2 separate regions of the Homo sapiens genome follow, and region 2 is linked to region 1. The links are chromatin contacts, found by Hi-C or POLR2A ChIA-PET in ENCODE. All regions are on one chromosome and are shown on one strand. Each heading gives the region's core, a stretch centred on a gene start or an enhancer-like site at or near the end of the contact. The rest is flanking DNA. Distances are from core to core; before and after follow the strand shown. Region 1 overlaps SLC28A3 (solute carrier family 28 member 3). Region 2 overlaps NTRK2 (neurotrophic receptor tyrosine kinase 2).

Region 1 (4,812 bases), core at 1,663-4,162:
GGCAGCAGGAAGGACATGAACTCTTCAGCTGTGTGTGTGTATGTGTGTGTGTATGCATGCACGCTCATGCTTATGAAACTCCCTCAGGAGTGAAAAGCTGTTTCTCCTTTTTGCTTCAATTTCTCTAGCACCTCCAAAACCAGAAGTGTCTACTTTTGTAACCTCCTTAAGCAAGGTAGCATACAATTAAGGAGTAGCTTAAAAAAGAAAAAAAGATAAGCACAGGGCGGTTAACCAAGATGAAGGAATAACATCATTTCCCCCAGCAGTATCTGACCTCAATTCCTCCGCTAAAGAAGTAACTGCTATAGTTTCATGAAGATATCCAGTGCTTTGCAAATCAAAACCCTATTAGAAGCTCCTGAGATAAAATTCCCTCCATGGACACATTTAGGATTGGAGGTTTTGAATCTAATCACTTAGGTGGTGATGGTGGATAATGGTAGGAAGAGAAAGGCACTTCGTAAATACCTGCATAAAAGGCCTTGAGGACTTCGTGCCTGAGATAATCAGCTCTACACCTATAACCCAGTCCCTCCCAGCCCCAGTACCTTTCTAATAATCCACTGCATCAGTCCCAGGTAGTACAGCATGGACATCACAGTGCTGAAGAAAACCACGATCGGCAGGACCTGTGGGGACAGAAACAAACATGGATTAATGATGGGTCCAGCTGCACCAGCAGGTTTTATATCAGGCCTCCTCTCTGTCTCCTTTTCTCCCTCTGAAACATCATAAAAATATGGGAAACTCCTCTTGAACTTTAATCAGGCAGCTTCCCTATCTACAGTCTTTTATTCTAATTTGTCACAGGACTTTGACTTTTTTCCCCTGTCTTCTATGGTGAGCTTTTTTTGCTCAAAGAAGGAATGAAGTTTGGGGGGATTTGTAATACCTAGATCAATACACTGAAGGCTGTCAGAAAATATTCTTGTCCTGGTGCTAAAAAGACATGGGCTTCACCACTAGTTAGCAGAGTAACCTAAGTTGAGATAAATTGTGAGCAACCTCAGAGCCTTATTCTGAGTAGCTGTAGAGATCAGGTAAGGCATGGTAGGTGCTGACACATAGTGCCTCCTACTGGATGGCAGACACACCTGACAGCAATAACTTCAGCATGTCCTGAGAATGACCCTATGGTCTAAGCGTGTGTGTTTGGAGTTCCAAACTAAGGAACCTGGGAGCGGCCATTCCAAAGATTCATTCCTTATCTATAAGGAATATCTGAACCCTTGGCCCATTCCGTGGAAAGCAGGCCATATGGGGGATCCAGGCCCTTTGTTTTGGGTTAAATGAAGGTTGGGAGGTGGAGGTTGCTGGGGGAGGTTACTAAGTGAGAATGCTATATAAACTGCCTGCCTTTTACAAACAGTAGCGGTTCTCCTCTCTAGCCTGCTGCCACTGGACTGCCCTGCATGTGAGTCCCCCTCAATAAACCCTATGTCTCATTTGCTGGCTCCAGGTCTTTTCTTTGGCCGCTCAAACATGGTGCCCCCCCTACTGAAGTCAATAGGGGTCTGTCATGACCTTATGCAGTAAACATTCATTCTTCTAGCTTTTAAAATAATAGTGATTTTACCTATAGATTTTCAAATTACTAAAAAGTGACTGCATTTTGGAAGCTACTTTAGTTCTGTGTTAAAGGCCATTGTATTTTCCAGCTGGGCTCGGTGGCTCACACCTGTAATCCCAGCACTTTGGGATGCTGAGGCGGGCGGATCACCTGAGGTCAGGAGTTTGAGACCAGCCTGGCCAACATGGCGAAACCCTGTCTCTACTAAAAATACAAAAATTAGCCAGGCGTGGTGGCACACTCATGTAATCCCAACTACTGGGGAGGCTGAGGCAGGAGGATTGCTTGAACCTGGGAGGCAGAAGTTGCAGAGCCGAGATTGTGCCATTGCACTCCAGCCTGGATGGCAGAGCAAGAGTCCATCTCACAAAAACAAACAAACAAACAAACAAAACAAACAAACAAAAAACCATTGCATTTTCCTAGATCCTATTTTCCTGATGCTCTTTGGGTGCCTTCAGTGCAGCCAATGTTTCCACAGAGAGCAGTTTCTACCCTGCATAGACCACAAAGAGCTGTGGGCTGGGTCCCTCCTCAGCCTCATCCTACTGTACCCCCTCCCTACTGTTCCCCGGCTAACTGGCCAGAGAAAGCTGCTACCAGAGGCACAGAATGACCGAGGACAATTTGTACAGGATCTAATTTAGAAAAAAATCCATTAATAATATATATTAAAAGACATTTTGTGCCAGTATTCAGAGCTCACTCACGATGAGCCTTTTATTGGCTTTAATGGGTAGGCAGTGCCTTCCTGAAAGCTTGAGGGAGTTAAAGAGGCTCATCTCTGGAATGTTAGCAGAGGATTCTGCATTGGCAGGAAAGAATAGGGGCCACTGCCCTGGAAGAGGGGAGGGGGAAGGCCTGAAAACACCTGTATAGTCTGGGTAGCAAGTTATTCCTTCTTTATGACTTTATTTTTTCCAATTCTGAATTCGTTTCATGATATGAGTATATTTCTATCTCACTCTATAAACATTTGGCCTTTCAGAGATGGCTGAGTTATCTCAGCCCTAAAACATCAAACCAGCTAAACTGCCAGGTAGAGGTTGCTGGGGGAGGGTGCTAAGTGAAATGCTGTATAAACTGCAGGCTTCTTACAAACAGCAGAGGTTCTCTTCTCCAGCCTGCCACTAAACTGCTGGTTTAACGTTTTAGGCTGAATCTTTTTTCAGCCTAAAAGTTGGCCTAACTGAAGCTGGGGTAATTTGGAGGTAAATTTGGAGTCTCTAAGTGAGAAAACAATTTAGAAGTGTATGAATAACAACACACCACAAAAAAAGAAAGCTGAAGGAAAACCCGAATGCATGTTTCTGACTCATTGACAAGTGTTTGTAGGGACTTCCCAGAGGAGGATGGGCTTCCTGGGGCATGTGGGAGCCTCAAGAAGGAACTGACTGTGGCCAGCCATGGGGCCAAGCTGCCTTTCCCCTGTAAAATAATGTTCCTTCTTTAGTTAGGAGAAGGCCTATCCCCTAGTCCTGCCTAGGCAAAGGCTATGCTGAAGGAGAGATGAGAAACGTTTAGCACGGGGATGGCTCTAAAACAGAGGTTGATGTGGTTGACCGGCTGCCCCAAGGACTGGGACTGAGGGGCTTTCGAATACAGAGCTGTCACTGATCCTGGACCCATCAGCCATTCACTGCCACATGCCTACTTGTTGCTGGGAACATAATATTCTTTTCCCTGAAGGCCGAAGGTGCTATTACCCTTTTGATTTTTCCTAAGTATCTCAGATAAAGCTACAAGCCCCATTCCCTAGTATTTGAATAGTTCTGACTTCCTCTAGATGTTTCCCTTAACTCCATAGTAACAAGGTAAAATGCGTGCAGTCCACTAACTTCAGATAACATTGTCAGTGGAAAAGAGCAGTGATGTATTGCACACCTCTGACCAGCGCAGTAGGTATATACCTGGTTTTTGGTCAGTTAAGTTCTATCTGAACATCTACAAAGACAGAAGCCGCTGAAATAGCAGCGACTACATAGAAAAAAGGTTTGACTTTACCTTAAATGCAAAGAAGTGGTCTTTGTATTTCTCACCAAAGACAAATGAAGCACCAGCATCTGTGTACTCCAGAAAAGTCTGAGTTAAAGAAAGAAAAAGAGATTTCATTCCAACCACATGACTGGAAATTAGACAGTGCACAGGAATGCTAGGCTCTCAGAGGACGGACCCAGCAAATGTGTTGGATAGACTTGGAAAGTTAATGTTCTCAGCTTTGCCCCCTCCAATGAATGGTGTAGAAGCATATTTTTGAAATATTCCTGGATACAAATTTCCTGACATTTCTGACATTCAGTCTGACTCTAGAATGCTACAGAATGAGCCAACTGTGGCAATGTGTTGGGAGCCATACATGGCTTGTAGGTGGCATTAGTTAGCACTGGATGCAAAGGAAGCCTGTTTCTCTGTCTGTGGAAACATCTAAGAAGTATGATAGTTCCTGGGGAGGAGGATGTGGGCAATGGATTAGGGAACGATGACATAGGTACAGAACAGCAGTAGTGTTAACAAACCAGACAGACTAACATATTCAACATAAGCAAAACTATTTGTCTAACCCATGATGCAGAATTAAAATTTGAGACAACTCATGCAGACAGATAAACCCATTTCTGACACGTCTTGAGGATTACCTCCAATGTTAAAAGCACCATAAAAGCAAAGTGTTCTTTTGAACCAAACTTACCTGAACTTGTCTGCCCAACCAATCAAAAGCTATAAATCCAGGGTCAGTCCTTAGAATCAAGAGCCCAAGAAGAAACTGTAGCCCGATTCCCCATAAGACAGGTCTCCAGTAAACCTATACAGAAAGATCAAGTGATATGTCTTAGTAGGAAAATTAATGCAGGCCGTGGCATGAATGTCTAATGGATCACTATTTCCTTGAACACACTATCAGATGTGGCCTGTCACCCACCTTCTTTGGGAGGCTACAGCTGTCATAAGCAGAGAACCCTTTGATAGAACCATAACTTAAAAAACTCAGGCCAGGCGCAGTGGCTCATGCCTGTAATCCTAGCACTTTGGGAGGCCAAAATGGGCAGATCACCTGAGCTCAGGAGTTTGAGACCAGCCTGGCCACCATGGCAAAACCCCATCTCTACTAAAAATACAAAAAGAAGCCAGGCGTGGTGGTGAATGCCTGTAATCCCAGCTACTCGGGAGGCTGAGGCAGGAGAGTCACTTGAACACAGGAGGCAAGGATTGCAGTGAGCTGAGATCGCGCCACTTCACTC
Region 2 (4,812 bases), core at 1,361-3,860, 490 kb after region 1:
CATTTCTGGCAGCTAGCCTTTATGATTAGAAAATAAGGCATTATAATGGGACTCTGCGGTTTTTTTTTTCCTTAAAAATCTGGTTTTGATTATTAACACTCTTGCCATTAGGGAACATTTGGTCTGAGCTACGTGTTAGAGTTCCACCAGTACAAGGGAAGAAAAAAAACCTGAGCTATCCCCTTAAAACAGTTGTCATACTATGAACCCCAGGCTCAATCTGACCAGTTGTTTGTTTTTGTAAATAAAGTTTTATTGGAATACAGCCCCATTCATTCATTTATGGATTATCTATGGCTGCTTTCATGGTACAGCAGCAGAGTTGAGTAGCTGTGACAGAGACCTTATGTCTCAGAAAACCTAAAATGTTTACTCTCTGGCCCTTCACAGAAAAGGTTTGCTGACCCCTGCCTTAATGGAACACATAAGCAAAATATCTAATGAAATAACCATCCACCTCCCGGACTTCCACATATTTTGTAATAGGTTGTGGAGATGGGGATCTTGCCCGGTTCAGCTTCTCTGTTTTAGTCAGGCCAGTCCCTAAATCAACGTAGGCAGATGCACAAGCAGTGAGATGGGAGCAGAAGTTCAAACTTAGGGGAATACCAAGGTCCAGCTCTGCGCAACTTTACCTTAAGAGTCTGTGATTCCCTCTGTGTACACTTCCATTTCATATACTAACATGGGTACTGTGTAAAAAGAGAAAGAGACACCTTCAAAGCTACCATCAGGGGTAGCGAATGGTGCTAGACCTCACTGGTCCATAGTTCCTACTTGATTAGGTCTCAGTTAAGAGCTAGTATATTAGATGGTTATACATGGAAACATAGGTGGATGTTTTTTCCTCTCTAAAAGAAAGCTATGAGCTATGAAGTTTTCTGGCTTGGATGGGTCAGTGATAATTTCAGGGGTATGGCAGACTTTGTGATATTTTCTTGGGAAGTAAAAGAAAAAAGGTATGGTTCTGATAAATATTCTGTCAGGAATTCTATATTTGAGTCTTTTTTTTGTTATAACATCACACTAATTTTTTTTATACAAAAGACTGTCAGGGTTCAGGGTGCAAAAGGGTAAATGTGCAGTCTTTGTATGTTCCATTGTCTTTTCTTCCTCTCTTCATAACTTTTGCAGAGAAGGCCAGCCTTGTTTGTATGTTCCGGTGTCCAAACCTTATGTGTACAAAGTAACTGTGTGGTTCAGTCAGAAGAAAGGTGATAGGAGTTTTGAGAAACTGGCATTTTGAAAAAGGGCAATTCCTGCCTCTGTAGGAGTCTTAGTACTTTTAGGATGTCTTAGGAGAACATACAACTGAACACCACCTCTAAAATTAATTTCTACTTACAGCTGAGTGTTTTTATGTATATGTTTTGTTGACGCTTCTTAAGAGTTCATAACATTCTCTGGTATATCATACTTTTCAGATCATAAGTATACTTTTTTCTTACTCATATAATAACTTTTCATATATACAAACATCTAATTCAAGAATTACCCATTAAAGACCTAGCCTTTTTTGCTTCCCGTTGAAAATGTGAATTTTGAGATTAATAAATAATGTATTTTAGTCATTTCAGTATAACATTCTTAACTTTGCCGGTTAAAAACAATACCTATTTTCAATGAGATGAATGCCCCCTGGTGGAAACAGTGGCAAATATTTGCACTGATTTGGGGGGCCCACAGACAACAAGAACAAGCATATCAAGTGTAATGATGGAACAATGTAGGCATATAATTGACATAGCTTAGAGAGTGTCTTTAGTTTTTTAAGTCTATACTTCATTTAAATGCAGTAAATAGAAGATAACATCAAATTGGGAGGGTCAAAACATTCAACAAGGAACTAACTAAACCCTTATTATGGCAATTTCTCTAGCGTCTTTCTTTTCAGCTTGGGAATCTCTTAGCTAGTAAAGTCATTTATATCAAGGCTCTTCGTAACGATTTTTTAATGGAGGAATTTTCAATAATACCTTGGAGGGTGTTCTAAAACTAAATAGTTGTATAAGAGAGAATTGCTTAAAGGATTATAAGATGGCCTCCAAGAAAACACACACACACACACACACACACACACACAAACACACACACCCACAAACAAACACGTCAGTGGGTGAGAGGAGCAGGTTTTGGGATTTAAGCTTCACCAATGACAACTTTATGTTGTTTGTCTCGTTAACTGCCAGACAATCCATCTCTGGTTCCATAGGGAATGCTTACCAAGCCAGGCATGTGAGCTTGCCAGGACTCATGTTTTTATAGAAAGCTTTATTTTGGAAATTTCTAATCTGAACATACTTGAAATCTAATTCTCAGAAAACTTTGGAAAACCATTTAAAAGGAAGCAGGAAAAGGGAAAAGCAAAAGTGAAGTATGAGGCTGTATCCCCTCTATAGGAAACGGAACTGTGAAGAAGCAGAGGTTGCTGGCACGTTCTGCGGCTCTCCCCTCTGCCCCGTCATACCTAGCTTTGCTGTGGCTGTCGCTCTAGCAGAAAAGCTGTGGTATTTTTTCTGCCTCTGCAATTTTCCCACTTGGATGGAGCCTTTGGAAATGAAAAAAACAAATAATCAAGAGCCATCTTGTATTGAAAGCTGATGTTCTGCATACTTAATGGGCTGAATCACCCTTTCCCTTTTCAGATATGGCTCATGTCCATTAAGCCGTGGATATGGCTGATAAATACCATTGTACTTGTCATATCACCAAGTGCCACATTTTCCGAGGCAGTGACGTTTCTTTACCTCAGCATTTGTGAGAGATTGCACTCTGGAGTATAACGGTTCAGGCTGAAGTTGTCTATTAACTTGAAAGGACTTAGAGATATGTTAATGGCTGGGTGGGAACTCAGTTCTTTAGAAATTCTTCTTAAACCAGTACCTTTCATCAAGTCACGATGCTTAATCTTATGTTATCCGTGGCTTATGTCCTGAAGTGGGTGGGAAATGGGGCTTGACTTCCCCAAATGTAAGAAGTGTAATATACAATACTTCTCACATATGAGAGATCAAGAGAAACTACTGAAGCTTCCAGTAGATATTCCAGAACTTGTTTCTTTGATAAGAAATAGGCTGTTCTCCTACTGTGAATGTCCTCTCGCTGTCCCACCTCCCAGCATGAGAGACCCCTAAAATATAATGCAACAAATGCTCTTAATGACATTGCCTCTCACAGATGTTTATTTAGAAGAACTGTGAAGGGTGACCTGTGAAGGGACATTTTGTGTGTCTAGGGATTGACTTTCCCTTCTTGACAGTGCTCTTTATCACAATGTATTTTTGTATCTGTATCACATTTTTGTGTCTGTATTGCAATGTATATTTTGTTGAAATGGTTTTGGACTCTAAACAGGGTTACCCAGCTTGATCACTCACGTTCTTTACTTGACTTGGCTCTGAATAATTCTCAGACATTTCCTGAGTCAGATTCATCCCTGAAGGGTTAGTATCTACTGTCAGGGATTTCAACTTAATTTTATTCACTTTCAGATATGTGTCTGTATCAGGCATTGGGTTAGATGGTCCTATTTCCCAGGGAATGACACTTTGGAGGGAAAATGTGAAGTCAGTGGATACTTTAAATAGAGTTTGAAAGGTGCCTAGAAAATGGTCCTCAGAGATGGGCATTGAAGGAGGCTTTGGGATTTGCAGAGTGTGAGAGTTGGGGAAAGAGCATGGAGAAGAGAGAGGGATGGATTCCAGGTAGAAATTTTATGTCCCAAGATGTGAAAGTGTAAGAAAATGTGTGGCATTCATACATTTGCTAGGAGTCTGGTTTGGCTTGAGCAGAGAACGGGGGTAGAGAATTGGGAGAAGAGACTGCTGGGTTGTGGGGGCAGGGCATGAAGGGGGCTAGGGAGTTGACAGTATGGACAGAATTTATCCCAAAGACTTCGCATGGAGGAGTACCCTAATTAAGTGTATGCTATAGAAAGAAGACTTGGCAGCATGAGGAGATGGAGGTTGGAAGACTGGGGTGTGATGGGAGGTGGGACTGCCACTGGGTTAGATCAAGTTCAAATAACTCAGTCTAATATTAGCAGGCTGTAAAGGTAAGATTAGAAAATGAATCCCAAAAATGTTGTGGGCAAAGGCAGCAAGGTTGAAAGAAGCTGTATGGCCTGAGGGAAAGGCAGAGGGGAGTCAGATGAGTCTGAGTTCAAAACCTAGCACTGCCGGTTACTAGTTGTATGACCTCCAATAGTCTCACCTGTCTTTAAATTTTTTAAATTGAGAAATAATAATTGTGCATATTTATGAGATACATAGTGATGCGTGATACAAATAATGCATAGTGATCAGATCAGCATATCCATCATCTCAAATATTTATCATTTCTTCATAGTGGGAATGTTCAATATCTTCCTCCCAGCTATTTGAAACTGTATGTTATTGTTAACTCTAGTTCCAGTCCTCACCTTTCTTTGCTGGCTTTCCATCTTCTGGACAATGGGAATGGTACTCTTTCTTCATGGTGCTGTGGTGGAAGTGAAATTAGATTATGCATGTTACAGGGGTAGAGTTTGATAGTCACTCTTTGAGGACACATGAGTGTGCCTGTGTACATTTGGGTACGTGTATGAAGAAAGGAGAGACAGAGGACCTCCATTCAGACATCGATTTTCTCTGTGCTTATTTAAAACTCTTCATTCACATGCTGCACACTCAACAAATACTTATTTAGTGGTACACACATGCAAGGTGCCAGCTAAGGACTCTGTTCCCTTTAGTGACATCTCCTGAGGGGGTGAGGGCAGAAGATGTTTAATAAATTAATGTTGGTCAACTAATTCATGCCCACATATGATGA

What was found. A loop is a pair of places that touch in the nucleus more often than their neighbours do. ChIA-PET counts read pairs that join two places held with the same protein, here RNA polymerase II (POLR2A).
Region 2: a loop to region 1 is called in a map with no recorded cell type, with 2.3 times the contacts of the local background. The contact joins two enhancer-like sites. A Hi-C loop is called at or near these places in 1 of 37 single-sample maps with no recorded cell type. POLR2A ChIA-PET finds 5 or more read pairs at or near these places in 1 of 52 experiments (HEK293).

What each region holds. Positions count from the first base shown.
Region 1 is chr9:84,293,644-84,298,455 of GRCh38, forward strand. SLC28A3 (solute carrier family 28 member 3) reads right to left here. Exons shown (of 18, transcript NM_001199633.2): 7 at 4,263-4,376; 8 at 3,578-3,655; 9 at 552-632. Among named protein-coding and RNA genes, the nearest start is that of SLC28A3-AS1, 18 kb to the left of the region's middle. RefSeq lists enhancers at 202-281, 2,459-2,988. Within about 2 kb of position 2,913, at least 7 of the 41 ENCODE cell types and tissues checked have a DNase peak (open chromatin) inside an H3K27ac peak, as active enhancers do.
Region 2 is chr9:84,779,986-84,784,797 of GRCh38, forward strand. The region is part of intron 12 of NTRK2 (neurotrophic receptor tyrosine kinase 2); the gene reads left to right. Among named protein-coding and RNA genes, the nearest start is that of NTRK2, 110 kb to the left of the region's middle. Within about 2 kb of position 2,611, at least 2 of the 41 ENCODE cell types and tissues checked have a DNase peak (open chromatin) inside an H3K27ac peak, as active enhancers do.